Regions from separate parts of the Mus musculus genome. Here region 2 is linked to region 1. The links are chromatin loops, found by intact Hi-C in ENCODE. Cell type or tissue: heart. All regions are shown on one strand. Links, peaks and the distances in the headings refer to the core of each region. The heading gives the core; the rest is flanking DNA.

The links. Hi-C counts contacts between places; a loop is a spot of excess contacts. Peaks named below come from ENCODE experiments on the same cell type or tissue, not always from the same donor. Only the 100,000 strongest peaks of a DNase experiment are listed, where the experiment ranks them.
Region 2: a loop joins it to region 1, with 5 times the contacts of the local background. A loop is called at or near these places in 14 of 42 quality-filtered maps.

Annotation. Positions count from the first base shown.
Region 1 is chr1:15,674,122-15,682,465 of GRCm38, reverse strand. All of the region lies in intron 2 of Kcnb2 (potassium voltage gated channel, Shab-related subfamily, member 2), which reads right to left. Among named protein-coding and RNA genes, the nearest start is that of Gm51617, 60 kb to the right of the region's middle. In heart, for the core only: no CTCF peak of the experiment used is centred there; no DNase peak of the experiment used is centred there.
Region 2 is chr1:15,003,045-15,011,388 of GRCm38, reverse strand. No RefSeq gene overlaps it. Among named protein-coding and RNA genes, the nearest start is that of Trpa1, 88 kb to the right of the region's middle. In heart, for the core only: a CTCF peak has its summit at 3,565 (motif pointing left); no DNase peak of the experiment used is centred there.

The DNA of each region.
Region 1 (8,344 bases), core at 144-8,143:
TTCCTCAGGTAGCCCTGTTAAATAAGGAATGGCTTAGAGATGCTCATCCTTTAGGGGAACAGTACTGGACAGGGCGTGGAGTCGGACGAAGGCTCAAAAGCGATGATCCCTGGGATTCCTGGTCTTATAATCTTATTATTTGTGCTTTAATAAGCACTGGTTTCTTTTCTCTCTGGCTCAAGGACCTCTCACTGGCCAAGTGAGAGGCTTGGGACTCGTTAACTATTTGTAAAGCAGAGAGAAAAAGAATTAAAATCTTTTACACAGGCAGTACACACACACACACACACACACACACACACACATTCATATACATACATACTCTGGTTGGACCTGAATACCTAGCTCATCAACTCCTCAAGTATTTATGCACACTTACATGTACACACATATGCCTACACACACATATATAGAGAAACAGACATATACATATATATGCCTCATTTGATCATAATGTACACCTGTGGCATCTTTCTTGGCTCTGACCTAGAATGAATGTTTTTCCTGGATCACAAATTTGTCCCAAGCCTATTTCTCTTTTTAGTGTAATTGTGAAAGCTCATTGTATTTCTTATTATGCAACTTTTACTTAAGATTTTATGAGGAATGGGCACATTCTATTCTTGAGTCTAGCTTTATTATATATTTCTGGCAAAACACCCTAAAACCACCCCTTAAAACTTCCTAGTATTATTTAAACCAAACCAAGAATCCTATAAAATCACTAATTCATCTAAACAGCATTAATTCATGGGAGTTCATTTTAAAGTTGATTTGTAGGAAATCTGTCCAATAGGGTGGGCTGATGCCTAAGAATCATTAGACTATGTAATAGTGATCAGCTGCAAGAAGCAATCCTGAGGTGAAGTCTCCTGGGACCTTGCCTCTCAGATTTCTCCCATTGTAGGCCATGCAGAAACAGCCACCTCCAGGAAAGTCACCTGCCAGTCTTAGCCTCTCCCAGATGGCTCCTGATACTCACACTCAAACTAGAACCAAGGAAGCACACAATTCCAGCCAGCCAAGAGCTGATGCTCAGTGTTTGGGTGCCAGGTGCTGCGGGGAGGGGCATCCTGATTGACAGAAAGAGTACTCGGCTTGGGCTGTGGTATATTTTGGTCAATGCTTATAGTAGACTTTTCTTTAATCATGGCTAGGTAAAAGTGCTTGCTATGAAGTCTGATGACCTGAGTTTGATTCTGTAGATCTAAATAATGGAGTTGAGAACCAACTTCCATAAGTTGTCTTCTGACCTCTACACACATACAGTGGCATGTGTACCTCTTCCTACTAAAATAAATAAGTAGGTAAATAAATAAATAAATAAATAAGAAAGCAAATCACTTGGTACCTCGGTTTATTAATCTGTTCAATGTCATTTTGAAGTAAAAGATTTGTATGGTGTGTGCATGTGTGTGTGTTTGTTTGTTTCACCTCAGTTGTGAGTTTAGTTGGAATAAAGCTTGTTAGTCTGAGGGTAAATAAAGATCCTAACACAGATGAATTGAATGTTCACACAAGGACAAGTGCCAATTTCAAGTCTGTCTGTGTTCCCTGTAAATGAAGGGGATGCAAAGCTGGTCTCAAATCTCCAAAAGTCATTGAGAAGACTCTCAACTGGAGCCTAGAGATGTGGTCTGTCATTGGAATTTCTGCTTCCGAGAGACCTTTTAATATTTACGAAGTAAAATAAATTCTCCAATTGGATACACATGCAATGCAGAAAATTGCTACTGATGTTATATTGCGTTTAATGTCTTTTTCAAAAACTCCTTGAGAAAAGAATAAACACATTATGCTTGGATGGCATATTCTATAGAGGAAGTCTCCTCTGTAGAAATGACTTTAGAATTATTACTTTCTCTTTCCTTTGCCAGTGTCTGACAGTGCATGATAAAAAATTAGGATGGGGGCATCCAAAGCTAGACCCTGAGTTTTTTTTTTTTTTTTTTAATCACATGCCAAACAACAGCACAGAGGTAAAATCTCATTACTGCAAGTCAGAATACATTTGTTCTTGTGCTGCTGATATGGATTATTTTTAATAAGTACACTCGCATATTAACTAACTATCCATATTTGTAGATTCTTTTCACCTGCTGTAATTTTGCTTTTGTTCCTACCCATCTATAAAAACACTTGTCTTGGGGTCCTCCCTGATCATGACTTAATCCAGAATGCAATGGGTCCTTACAGTCCCTTTTCAGGTGCTTGATAAAAGTTTCTTCTATGTACCACTTCCTCATCTTGATGTCACCCACTTCCTCCAATGCCAGGCTGAAATTGCCTGCTCTTTATTTCCTTCATGCCCGCCACACCTCTGCAGCCGAGTCTCACCACCCCAGTGTTTGCCAATCACTGCTAGCGTTCCTTTTATTCTTCCAGTCATGTCAGTGGTTCCCTATTACCATCTAGACACAGGTGGTTCTCAAATCTACATTTCTAAGAGAGTTGCTGCCACTATCAGTAGTGATATACTGAAACTCTGTGCTTCTCAACATTATATCACCCAATAGCTTATGAAATAGACAATGCCATCTTCCTATCAGTTGTAATGTTCTCTTTTGTCTGTGACTCTATGTGCATGTTGGTCCTACATCTGGTAATGTTCCTTCTCTTCTCACCCCACTGGCATACATCTGGTTTGCAATTAGATCACATGTCCTCTGGCTCTGCCCTGAGACCAGGTTGAGTGCAGCTTCAATGTTTCTCCTTGTTTCTCCCATCAGATCATTTGCTACACCAATGGCTCTTCTGTGGCTGTGTTGCTTGTTTCTAAGCTTTGTAACGATAGTGGCCATATCCACAGCCTTTCTTTTGACTATTTATTTATTTATATTGAAAATCTTTGGAATGTGAGCAGTGTTTGGCAAATATTGGTTGGCTGTCTGACTAAACCTGAAGTTTTAAACTTCTTGAGACAATTTGAAAAATAACCAAGAAGAAAAATAGTTACTCTTTTCCTATTCTTATAGTACCATGGGTATAAGATGGTTGAGATCAGCCCCTGCGTTGAGGGTATTTTTGTTGATGGGTCTACTAAGTCAGAGGGGTGGAAGCATCTTTTAAAGGGTGTTCCTCCCAACCCTTGTTGATCCTCTAAGGAGCGGCAGGCATGTCTGAGGTTATGTGACTCAGCACTGCTCCTGCTGTTCTGCAGCTGCTGTGTTTGTATGAATCTCACCACTTCTGACTTTGGCCATAGCAACACCTTTCTTCTTGCCTTTGCCTCTTCCTTTCCTAGGCCTCTCTTTGTCCTTCAGCCTCCATGAACCTCCTAAGTTCTTAACCTGGTCATTGTGGGTTTGACATTTCATAACTTCTTGTTTATAAGGCACGTGGCAGTGCTTCTGAGAGGCTGTTTATAATTCTGCCCAACTCTTATCTTTCTAGCCTCACTTGCCTTCTAAGCCTAGTCATGCTCATTTTGCTGTAGCACACCACGAGCTTGCGGTTGCTCCATCCATCCATTCATCATTCCCTAACCAATCCACCAACTGACAGAGTGGTACTGAGTGCCAGACATTGGAATAAATTGCTGAACAAATTTAGACATGATTCCTGTTCTCAATTTCTGGAGACAAGCATTAATCAAATGATCAATAAGCGAGTTTATTTACAATTAAAATAAGATCTGTGAAGGAAATACTGAGACTTAGTGCCATGAAGATGGCTGTCGTGGACTTGAGGGTCAGGGATGCTTCTCTGAAAACATGGTGTTGCAAGGAACAGAAATGACAGAACTAGACAGACACAAAACAGTGCCTCCAAAATCCTCGCTGAATGAAACAAAAATGCCATGGAAATACTTAAAAGGAGAAAGTTAGTGTAGAGCTTGTCTTAGATGAGAGGTCCGATAGACAGTGTCCTAGGACGCTGGGAAGGGGACTTGACTTCCTCATCAAATAAGGGGACAAACGAACTGAAACTCACAGTAAGAACTGATCGGCTAAGGCTTTAAACCTTATTCTACATGTTCTACGTGTTATGTTAGATATTTACATTGTCCACTAGGTTCGTAGACATCTGAAAGTCCTCCTTCAGGCTCCTCTCAATCTAAAGTCTTAATTACAGTGACACAGAGAGAAAAAGATGCAGACACTGATGATTGGACACATTCTTCTTGTATAATCTGACTTAGAAGCCTTCTACACAAAGCTTTGATTTTTTTGTGAGGGGTGGGGGAATGAAAGAATCTAAATATCTCTCAGTGTGCTTTGAGGTCAGGTGCTAGACTGCACATGACAAGGGTGCTAAGCCAGGTCTGTGCAGTGAGGCAGTCTGTAGCCTTAGATTGACTTCATTTGCTCAATACACATTCTCTCCTATGCAGTCTACAGCTTTAGAAGATGTACTTTTAAGTTGTTTTTGAAGACTGTTCTTTGGTTTTATTTATCAAGGATACTTCATGGTTGGTTAATTCTTTGTAAATAAAAGGAACAAAGAACACATACTTATCAGCAAGCAACTATTTTTACTTCTAAGCAAACAAACATTGATTAGCTTGTCTGCTATTAGTGGCAACATTCTTATGGTGGCACTGATGGTACTGTATCTTTGGGTAGAATATAGAAGATATATCCTTGTAATCATAGACTCTCAGTCATAATTGCCCCATGCATTGTTCAAGGACAGGTAATATGAGGTCACAATGGGTAGCTCTGGTGGCAGAAGTGTGACAGAACTTAACATTCATTAGAAAGCAATCAAATGATGAGGCAGTCTGCTGTCAGGAAAGTTATATTTTAGAAAGTCAAAACATTGTGAGTCACTCCTTTAGAATGCAGTTCTCTATTTTGGCTCCATCTCATTAATTTGCAAACTAACTTCTACTCTAAGAGAGGAAATGATTTTTTCGTAAACCATCCTAGTAGCTTTCTTTCATGGTATAGTTTAAGTATTTTTGAAACTATTAAATATTCTGATTGTAAAAAAAAATATGGTAACAAATGGTTTTCCTAAATTATTGATGCTCTTGTTTATTAATTAGACCTCATTTTAGGACTAATGGTGATTGGGACTTCTTGAAAGGTTTCTGAAGCCAACTAGGATCAGAAGCTCAATAGGGAAATAAAAACAGGAAATTCGCATGAAAAACATTGAAGGGTTAGGGATTAAGATACCAGACTTGACTCTTTGTAGCAGAGAAGAATGAACAAAGGAGGCATGCTAGGTCCTTGCTTTGCTTTTCTGTGTTCTTATTTCTTCTTCCATAGCTGCAGACAGCTATGCTCATATGCAGGACATACATGGAAGCTCCAGGGTGGCTTGACAACGCACCAGAAGAGTGAGGATGAGTTAAACAGTGAGCTGCTTCAGATGGAGTGGAGAAAAGTCTTGCTCAGGAAGAACTCCTATGGGTTAGGCTTGTGGGAGTCTGCATTCCCCATGTCTCCTGATGTGTACCCCAGATATCTCATATTAATTCCTGATGTTCTGGAAGCTCCAAGTAAGCTCACGATGCCTCATGGACTGTAAGTAAGGTCTAATTACCATCTTCCCAACCCTTCCAGTAAGTCTACGGTTAACGTTGGGCTTTTGGACTGGATTCAGTATTTGTGAGATGATGGCTTTTTAAAATTTTATTTTATTTTATTTTATTTTTTCCAGAAGCAGGGCTATGTCACATATGCAAACAGTTGAGATACTCTCTCTTCAGTGGACCCTAAGGGTATTCTCAGGACTTGTATCCACAGCTGATTAGAAACCAATACCTGAGCTGGGGTGAAGTAGTAGGGTCTTAAAGTAGTAGGGCCTAGTGAGCATATCTGAGGACCTGAGTTTGATCCTCATACTATAAATAAAACAAAGCAACGTTCATAGCTGAGGACAGGTTATTGTGACTAGGCCTCTGGTTTGGTTTTGGTATAACCTTTCTTTCCTACCAAATGCTCCCATCCCATTCAACTCATGTAATTTTCTATTCTTCCGAAATTCTAGCACATGGAAAGTTCCACAAGGTTCTGAGAGGTTTGAGGCTGCTGGTGGTGTCTTTGTTTAAAGCTTCTGCAATTCAACTGCTTTTCCTTAAGTTCCAGCAGAAGGGCCAACATGGAACAGAGAACAGTGTGACTCTGTGGGTGGTGGACATAGGTGGCAGGAGAAAGTGGAGGACAAGTAAGAAACCTTGAGAATGCTATTCCTGTGGCCTATGTGGTCTTTATCAGTCTGCTGTCAGCTTTAAAATATATTCAGTTATTTTGCTTTTCAGAAGTCAAGCTTAGCTTCTAAAAGATTTTGAGAAGCGGTAACATACTTTGGCTATTAGGTCATCAGGGAGCCATTGAAGGTGAGGTTAGTGTTTGCCAGCTGGTTTTCTTTTTCTTTCTTTTTCTTTTCTTTTCTTTCTTTTTTTTTTTTTTTTTTTTTGGTTAAAGGAGGATAAAGATTGCTTCTTCAGATCTTGTCAGATTTGTTTCAGAGTTCAGGGATAGCTGTTACTTATCCATCAGTCTATTCACTTGACTTAGTTACTTTTCTATTGCTGTGATAAGACATAATGACCAAGTTAACTTATAGAAGAGGGAGGTGATTTGGGTCCTACATTTTCAAAGGATTAGAGTCTGTGACCATCATGGTAGAGATTATAACATTACGCAGGGAAGCATAGTGCTAGAGTGTAACTGACAGCTTACATCTGATCCACAAGCACAAGGTAGAGAGAGACACTGGGAATGACCCAGTTTTTGAAACCTAAAATCCTATCTCCAGTGACACATCTCCTCCAACAAGGCCACACCTCCCAATGTTATATCAAGTGAGGCTCAAGATATGAACCTATAGGAACCATTCTCATTTAAATTTAAACTACCACACCACTTGTCCATCCATCAGTCTACTCACACTTTCATCTATTCATCCATCCATCCATCCATCCATCCATCCATCCATCCATCCATCCATCCTTACACACACACACACACACACACACACACACACACACACACACACTCCTACCTGCGCATCCATCTGTCTACCCATATAGGCTATGTAAGATACAACAGTGAATGAAACAACATTTTTCTCTCTAGAGCCTAGATTTGGAAAACAGTTAAATAAAAAAAAAGTTCTGCAAAGTGATAAAGTTTTCAGTATAAAGTTATACAAAGTACTATGGTAGCATTGATGAGGACCACTTTAATTTTTTTTTAAAGTACCAAAGATACATAAAGATAGCCAGCTAAACTAATTTAGTTTGGACCTGTGTTTTTTCCTCTTGTCCAATTTCAAAATGTCTAAGACCGTTTCAGGGGCAGTAGAAACAGGAAGTGAAATTAATCTTGTATGGAAAGTTTCCTACTTTGGATAATTGAATTTCAAAGAATCTAAAACTGTGCACACTTAAAAATAGTACAGTAGTTATAGGTCTCAATAATAGAAACCTGTAAACACATCAACTTGCAAAAATAATTGGTGACATGGCCATCTTATGTATGCAAAGCAAATCATTTAGATAAAAATAGCATAATGGGAAAATGCTGGTATAAAAGTTTAAAATGAGAAGTAGAAATATTTTAATTATGCAGTTCTTCTCAAACTGCTTTTATAAATAAGCCATGTCTCCTTTTTAACATACTTGATTCATCTGAGAATAAACCTTTTTTTTTTTTTGGATTGTAGTTATTTGTTTATATTTCCAAATGATTTTTATCTGTTTCAGGTATATAGTCTCATCAAATAAAAAACATTATGTCTTACCCATCCATGTACTCTACAAAATTAATTCCTTGTTAAATAAAATTATACCTCCATTGAATAAAGAAATATATTTCTTTTCTTTCCAAAACTTAGTGTAGCCAAAGAGAAAAACTTTTGTGTTATTTATCTGACCCTGATTTGGAATACCTGGTGTTTTAGAATTCTAGCTTTCCTGGGGAAGAGCATCTTTCAATATTTTATTAATTCTTTGGGAATTTTATACATACATGCAGTGTGTATTGATCATATTCACCCCTCCTACTTGCATCTTTAATTCTGCGAAGATCCATCTCCCTTCCTTACCCCTTCCCAATTTTGTGTTTCTTGTCTTTTCTTTTTTCATTTAACAATACAGCAGTGCTAATTTGTGCTGCTCATCTATTCCTGGGTATAGGACCATCCACTAAAAACAATCATTCTACTAAAGGCTATACCCTTAAACAAATCCCTAACATTCCTCCCCAGAGTCCACCAACTGTCATAGTTCTACAGTTACAGGTGGACTCATGAGTCCAGGGAAAAATAATCTTTTTAAAGATGTAGGGTCATTGAATATTTAGGAGTATATCATAATTTGAAAACTTATTCTATGTCAAGAAACTGACATGATTTTCCACAAATCTGCCTCCCTCCCTCCCTCCCTCCC
Region 2 (8,344 bases), core at 243-8,242, 670 kb after region 1:
ATTCAGGACAGAAAAAAAAATGGTAACAAATATAGATGGAATCAGAACTTGAAGTAACCACTTTCTTACTCACTAAATCAGAGGGTCTCAACCAGTGTGTCGCATCCCCTTTTGGGATCAAATGACCCTTTAATATGGGTCACGTATAAGATATCCTGGATATCAATCCTAAGTGAGGTAACCCAATCACAAAAGAACTCACATGATATGCACTCACTGATAAGTGGATATTAGCCCATAAGCTCAGAATACCCAAGGTACAATTTGCAAAACACATGAAACTCAAGAAAAAGGAAGACCAAAGTGTAGATACTTTAATCTTTCTTAGAAGAGGGAATAAAATACCCATGGCATTTTCAGACAAAGTTCAGGGCAGAGACTGAAGTAATGACCATCCAGTGATGGCCCCACCTGGGGATCCATTCCATAAACAACCAGCAAAACCAGACACTATTGTGGATGCCAACAAGAACTTGCTGACAGGAGCCTGATATCGCTGTCTTCTGAGAGGCTCTGCCAGTGCCTGGCAAAGCAGAAGTGGATGCTCACAGTCATCCATTGGACAAAGCACAGGGTCCCCAATGAAGGAGCTAGAGAAAGGACCCAAGGAGCTGAAGGGGTTAGCATCCCTATAGGAGGAACAACAATATGAACTAACCAGTACCCCCAAAGCTCCCTGGGACTAAATCACCAACCAAAGAAAAGACATGGTGGGACTGATGGCTCTAGCTATATATGTAGCAGAGGATGGCCTAGTCCCCCACCAATGGGAGGAGAGGCCCATAAAAAATACTTTATTTGAAATGTAAATAAAAAAATATCTAACAAAATTCTATAGAAATGTAAATAAAGAAAATATCCTATAAAAGAGAAAAAGCAATAAAGATATCCTGGATATCAAGTGTTTACACTACAATTCATAACAGAAGCCAAATTACAGTTATGAACCAACAACAAAAGTAGTTTTATTTGGGGGTCACTACAAAACGAGGAACTGTATTAAGGGTTGCAGCATTAAGAAGGTTGAGAACTGCTGCCTGTCTATGATGTCATGGCAAAGTACACTCTGATAGAAATGAATATGGAAGCCTCTGGGTCAGTCCAGAGTAGCTATTGGGCAGAACATGCCTAGAATATTCCCCTCTTATATAAAGGTAAGCCATTGATCAAGACCTTGTTGGGAAGTAACTGAAAGATTTTTGTAAAGATGATATTTAACAGACACCAGCTGCATCTTGATGGTGCCAGGGAAGGCTGCCATTGTCTAGTCTAGAAGAAGCTAAGGAATATAAGAATATACACCAAGAATTGGTCCTTCAATGAGCTCAATAGAAAGTCATCAAATATGAAAGTGGGTTTTTTCTTTTTATTGGTTTTCTTTTTTTTTTTTTGGTTTTTTGTTTGTTTGTTTGTTTGTTTGTTTTTTGGCGTATTTAGTGACAGTGTAGAAAAGCCAGAAGCCACCATCTAAGTGCTATTGTACTGGAGGAGTGTCTTGCCTACAGCATGGCAGCCATGTGTACGAGTATACAATTAAACTGTATTTTAAAGTTTGCTGATGTGATACATATTCTTATTTAGATAGAATTATCTCACTGTTCTACTCTCTTCCCATTTGTTAAATTTACCAAGCCTAGCTGACAGCTTTGAAAGCACATCAGTATGATTCAAACAGGAGCACTGACTCTTTTCTAGCTGTGTGGTCTTTGAGATGCTACTGAATTAAGTCTGCTTCCTTCTTGGTGAAATAGAAGTAGTGTGTCTCTCTGTGCCTCTTTTAAGGCATAGAAGGTCAGGAACTGCAGATCAGGTAGGCTAGTAAGAAAATAAAGACCAAATGCTGACAGCCTTCTTCCACTCTTCCTAATAAGGGCTTACTAAGAGAAACATCACGAAAGGGAGGAGTTTATCAGCCAAAGAAAATGTGCTTCTCCTTAGGAGTGTTTAAGTTGAATACCAAGATGTCTGCACCCATCTTCCTACAGGAGGGCTAGCACACTGGGACCGTTAGAAATTCAGATGTTTTTGTTGGTCCAGGAATTCTAGGTAACAGAAAAACACGACACCATTTTTAACTAGATGCCATTTAGTCTGAAAAAATCTGAACTTTAAGTTTTGAATTCTTAGACTAAAGTAGATGCCGTTTAAATCCCTGTGAGTCTTATTTTTAGCCTCTTATTGTTGAAAGTCCTAGTTCCAAGAGATAACAATGAGAGTGTGTTTCAGTATATACCAACAGGACCAAATAAATAAGCTCGCATCCTGGCAGAGTTTTACTCACTGAAGGAATGGCACTGAAATGTCATGTGAGAGATGCCATGATCGAGAGCTGAGAGAGAAAAAGATGACAGAAACTCTCCCTCAATTCAGTTCCGTGCAAACTCTGCCCATGTTAGGAAAATGTCCTGGGTACACAAAAACTGACAGGATGCCAGTCTGCTGTAAGGACAGGGGACTACAGAGGGTCACTGACAGCAGAGAGACACATGGAAGGGTAGCACCTTCAGCCAGTCCTCTACAGGGCTCCTCTGCAGACCCTTTGGGATGAAGGGTGTCCTGCTTCCTCTCACACACTTCTTGGCCAACACTATGCTAATAGCACTGAGCACAAAATCTGCTGCATTCCCAGAGTCTTTAAAGAGCTGCCTTGCAAATCTCTACTAAGATGTCCATATCTTGATGGCAGGAACAGGGAATTGTTCTCTGAAGACCTGAGTATTAAAAGCCCAGACCTGGGTTATTAAAACTTGCTGAAAGTATAGACAGGTTGGGCCTTATGGAAGATTCATAAATCATTGAGGCATGCGGCTGATGGTGATGGTCATAGCCTTGCCACGTCCTCTCTCTTTGCATCATGGGATGAGATTAACGGTACTGCAGATGCCTCCCTCCAGACACGAAACATCGAGGCCTAACATCTCATGGATGTTAGAGTAATTGAAAGTTGATTAACAAACCTACCAACTGGCTAAATTTTAACAAGTCTTAAATACATGAAATAAATAATTAAATAACATTCTGCAAAAAATTACAAACAGAAAGTCAGAAATAATAGTGAATTCTGAATAATTTTTATTTCAATACAATATTGAATGTATCTTTGGTTTATTTCTGTGTGGTAAATATGTATTGAATATTTGTAGGTGTCAATGTATTGTATATGTAGCATTATGAGATGAAGACATTATTCTTCATTTAAATTAGTTTAATTTGATAATTGGTGTTAAATGTTTAACTACCTAAAAGTGCCTTGATACCCTCCTATACCTATTTGTATGTCTTAAGTCATCAATTCATCTGGGTATGATACAATTTACACCAGTTTTATCAAATTATAATCAATATTGTCAATATTTTATTAACTTTTATTTTAAAGTCTTTTGAATCATTTCTATAAACTGTATGGTTTTACCAAATTTCACGCTTTGTCAGGTTTTACATAATTGCATTATCATGGATTAACAGTTGCCTGTTTGAGTTTGACTTCACACTTATCCGTTGAGACACAGGAAAGCACTTTGTCACAGTCCTTCATTTTTGAACCATTGTTGCCACCTAGTGGTAAAGTGTAGTATTTCTACAAACAGAAAGTCATTCTCTAAATTAACATAATCAAAGTCAATTATTTAATAAGAAGAATCCACTATCACTTAAATATCTCTAGGTATTGAATTAATTAGAATAATAAAATTGGTAGTTGTCAGCATTTACAGTAAGAAACGTTTTCATCAATATCACCGGAGTTTTCAATGCCTGACTTTCGTTCTAGTCTTGTGTGGTTGTGTTTATGGATGCAAAATAAAACTCTCTATATTCTCTCATAACTGTGACAGTGAAAAGATTGCACTTATATTACAACAGAATGTGCTGAGGTGCTCTTTGTGTCTCCAGCTTCCCTCCTCCTCCTCCTCCTCCTCCTCCTCCTCCTCTTCTGCCTTTTACTGAAGATACATAGAAACCTGTGCAAGTTTGTTTAGGGTTCCTGTCCTCATCCCCTGTCCAAGTGTAGTTATACATCGTTTGAACTCTTGAGATCAAAATAGCTTGAGACATAAATCTCATAAACATAAAACTTGAGTGGGGAGTTGTACAGTTTGGACAAGTGTGTTGTCAGAATTCAAGGTTAAAGTTTGAAAAGATCAAATGGATGAGTGTTCATAATTGCACAGGATTTCTATCCATGGTCACCTCCCTGTCAATGCTCAAGACGTTTTATTATTATAATTATTATTAGATATTTTCTTTATATACATTTCAAATGTTATCCCGAAAGTTCCCTATACCCTCCCCCGCCCTGCTCCCCTACCCACTCACTCCCACTTCTTGGCCCTGGCATTCCCCTGTACTGGGCCATATAAAGTTTCCAAGGGGCCTCTCTTCCCAGTGATGGCCTATAGGCCATCTTCTGCTACATATGCAGCTAGAAACATGAACTCTAGAGGTACTGGTTAGTGCATATTGTTGTTCCACCTATAGGTTTGCAGACCCCTTCAGCTCCTTGGGTGCTTTCTCTCAATGCTCAAGACTTAAAAATGGAAACAAACAAACAAACAAATTAAATTTAACCTCACTTATTAGTGTGTTCTTCTGTTGGGAGCCAGATCAACTAAAGACTTTCTCAGAGGTGCCAATGAAAGGACAAAAGAAAACGTCTGTGCCCTTGCCTAGTGGCAGATTTGGCAAGGACCAGACTGAGGCTGGAACCTGGGCCTCAAGTGGTTTGGGTTCCTAAGAACACTACCTTCTCTGCAGAAGGACCGTGGTTACTAAGTCCTAAGGTACCTGTGTCTGAGGCATCCTGTGCTCTCTGACAGCATTGTTGGACTTAGGTCTCCCTGGCCTTGGCCCATTCTCCTACAAATCACAGATAAAAGACTGTGCTTCTTGAGGAACTTGTTTGGTATAAGTTATCAGCGGGACTTCCTGGCTCCAGCTTCCTTGCTCCAGCTATCAGCCTTCTTTCTTTCTCATCCCTGGGCCTTCCCCACACACATCTCACCATTCTAAACCCTGATTCCCATGGGCTTGCGTTATTGTCCAGAAAAAGTAGGATCATGTGTATGAGTTCTCCAGAACGTCTTGGTCCTACATTCTTGCCAGAGAGGTAGTCTTGGTGGAGTCTCTAGTGTAAATTCTTCAAAGTCCATCTGGATGGTCCTCAGCAGAGCCCATAGCAGGTCTCTTCCTCAAGCCCTGCCTTTTCTGGGGATGGCACGTGAGCAACAGAGTCTGCCTTGACTGCATCCGAGGACAAAAAGCTGGTTTTACAGTTTGCTCCTGTACATGCTTTGGGGTGAGTTTATTTTTTCTCCCTCTGAGTTGCACCTGCTGGCTGAACCATGGGTTTGATGAAACCTGAAGAAATCAGCAAAAGAAACGGAGAGGGGCTTCTCTGTCTGAAGATTTCAATTGAAGAGTGATCATGGAAGTAGAATGTTGAGCGTAGTGATACACATCTGTGCACTTACTTCTGACACAGCAGCCTGCCACCTTTGTACTAAACTCAATTCCAACAGTGGCAATTCTTCTTGGCTCCAGAACTAAGGTGTTCACTCTTAAACCTCTCCTCCCAATGACTCCCGTGGACAGGGCCAAAAAGGAAGTCTCATGGCAAATGCATCTGGGAAATGTAGTTTTCAGGTTTTTAAATACCAGAGCAAAGTAAAGAATAGAAATGTGTACAAAATGAGCCCCAACAAGAAGTAACCACTACAGCCTTTTATTTGTCTATTAGTAGCAAGTCCTCACACTGGCCACAGCTAAGCCACCACACATCCATTACCATTTCATATTCCCACTCACAGGTGTGCTTGTTCCATGCATAACTGAAGAAGAATGAACCTTGTCTGAAGAAGCTGGAAATAGAAATCCACCTATAGATGGTGGCAAATTCAATTCATTCACAGGATCATCTTACTTACTCAGTAATGGAGAACATAGACCATAAAGTAATTCACTGGGCACCCAGAACCCACACAATGCCCAGGCATACTCTTTCCTTTCTGCCCTTCCCTTAAGATGTTTTCCTTGATTTTTTGAAGCAATCATATTACATGGTATAGTACCTTCTCTGGTAGTATGACGTGACCCTAATGACCAAGAGGCAGATCCAGTTTCCTTCTAGGATATAGTTACATCCTTAGAGACACTATCACGGTTCATAGACATGATCATGGGAGCCATAGTTTTGTGGGTAATTTTGTGGAGATTTAAAAGACCAGCTTTTGATTTCTAAACTTACATTTCTCGGCTATGAGAGAACGAGAACGAACAGTGGCAGTCATTCTGTGTTGATGCATACTGGATGGGAAAGGACATTCTAAAGAATTAGCTCCAAATTGAGGGGAACTCAATGATTTCTTTGTTTGCTTTTTGTTTGTTTGGTTTGTTTTTTTGGGTTTGGGGTGGGGTACTTTTTGTTTATTTTTACACCAAGACTAAAAAGAAAAAGTAAGAGCAATAAAATCTGAGTGTGGTATCATTTCCCTGTCTCAAGGAAATAATTTTCTTTGCTAGAAGAATTGATATTCAGGAAATACAATGAGAAACAGACCGTGGATTATGGTATAGTAGAGAGAAAGGTAAAGTAAAATTGTTGCCCAAAGAAGTATCTACCAGTTTCCATCTGTTCCCCAGAGCTAAGGCTGTCCAACAGCCCCCCACCCCCACCCAATACCCAAAACCCAGCCAGAGAGAGCTGGTCTCCCTGTAGTGCATTCACTCCTAAGCTCACAGGTGAGACCACTTTTGCTCCAATAATTGTCCAAAGGAGGATCCACTAGAAGCTCAACCCAGAACATCCAAAGAAAAGATCCTTCCATTCTTCATCTGCATCCTGGTGCGACGGCTGTCCCATAGCCCTCCATACTCAAATCCTTCCCAGAGTGGGCTGGTATTCCCAGGCGTGCTGACACACTTAAGAACACAGGCTCACAGGCCCACAGGAAGAACAAGCTCCAGCCAGAGACAGCAAGACCATCAGAGATAACTAATGGTGAGAGGTAAGCAACAGAAAGCAAGGCTACTTGGCATCTTCAGAACCCAGCAGTTCTCCCACTACAGCAAGTCTTGGATACCCCAACACACCAGAAAAGCAGTATTTGGTTTTAAACTCACATCTTGTGATGATGATAGAGGATTTTAAGAAGGACATAAAAAACACAGGTAAACAAGTGGAAGCCATTAAAGAGGAAAAACAAAAATGCCTTAAAGAATTACAGGAAAAGACAACCAAACAGATGAAGGAATTGAACAAAACTATCCAGGATCTAAAAATGGAAATAGAAACAATAAAGAAATCACAAAAGGAGACAACCCTGGAGATAGAAAACCTAGGAAAGAGATCAGGAGTCATAGATGCAAGCATCACCAATAGAATACAAGAGAGAATATAGTAGATAAAAGAGAGAATCTCAGGGGCAGATGATACCATAGAAAACATTGACACAATAGTCAAAAAATGCAAAATACAAAAAGCTCCTAACACAAAACATCAGGAAATCCAGGACACAATGAGAAAACCAAACCTAAGGATAATAGGTATAGAAGAGAGTGAAGATTCCTAATTTAAAGGTCCAGAAAATATTTTCAACAAAATTATAGAAGAAAACTTCCATAAAATGAAGAAAGAGATAGCCATAAACATACAAGAAGCCTGCAGAACTCCAAATAGACTGGAACAGAAAAGAAATTCCTCTCATCACATAATAGTCAAAACACCAGAAGCACAAACAAAGAATATTAAAGCAGTAAGGGGAAAAGGTCAAGTAACATATAAAGGCAGACTTATCAGAATTATGCCAGACTTCTTGCCAGAGACTATGGAAGCCAGAAGATGTCATACAGAGCCTAAAAGAACACAAATGCCAGCCCAGGCTACTATACCCAGCAAAACTCTCAATTACCATACATGGAGAAACCAAGATATTCTATGACAAAAACAAATTTATACAATATCTTTCCACAAATCCAGTCCTACAAAGGATAATAGATGGAAAACGCCAACACAAGGAAGGAAACTAAACCCTAGAAAAAGCAAGAAAGTAGTCTTCTTTCAACAAACCCAAAAGATGATAGCTATACAAACATAATTCCACCTCTAACAACCAAAAAGAGCAGGAAGCAACAATCAATATTCCTTAATATCTCTTAACACCAATGGACTCAGTTCCTCAATTAAAAGATGTAGACTAACAGACAGAATACATGAAAAGGACTCAGCATTTTGCTGCATACAGGAAATGAACCTCAGTGACAGAGACAGACACTACCTCAGAGTAAAAGGCTGGAAAATTTTTTCCAAGCAAATGGTCCAAAGAAACAAACTGGAGTAGTCATTCTAATA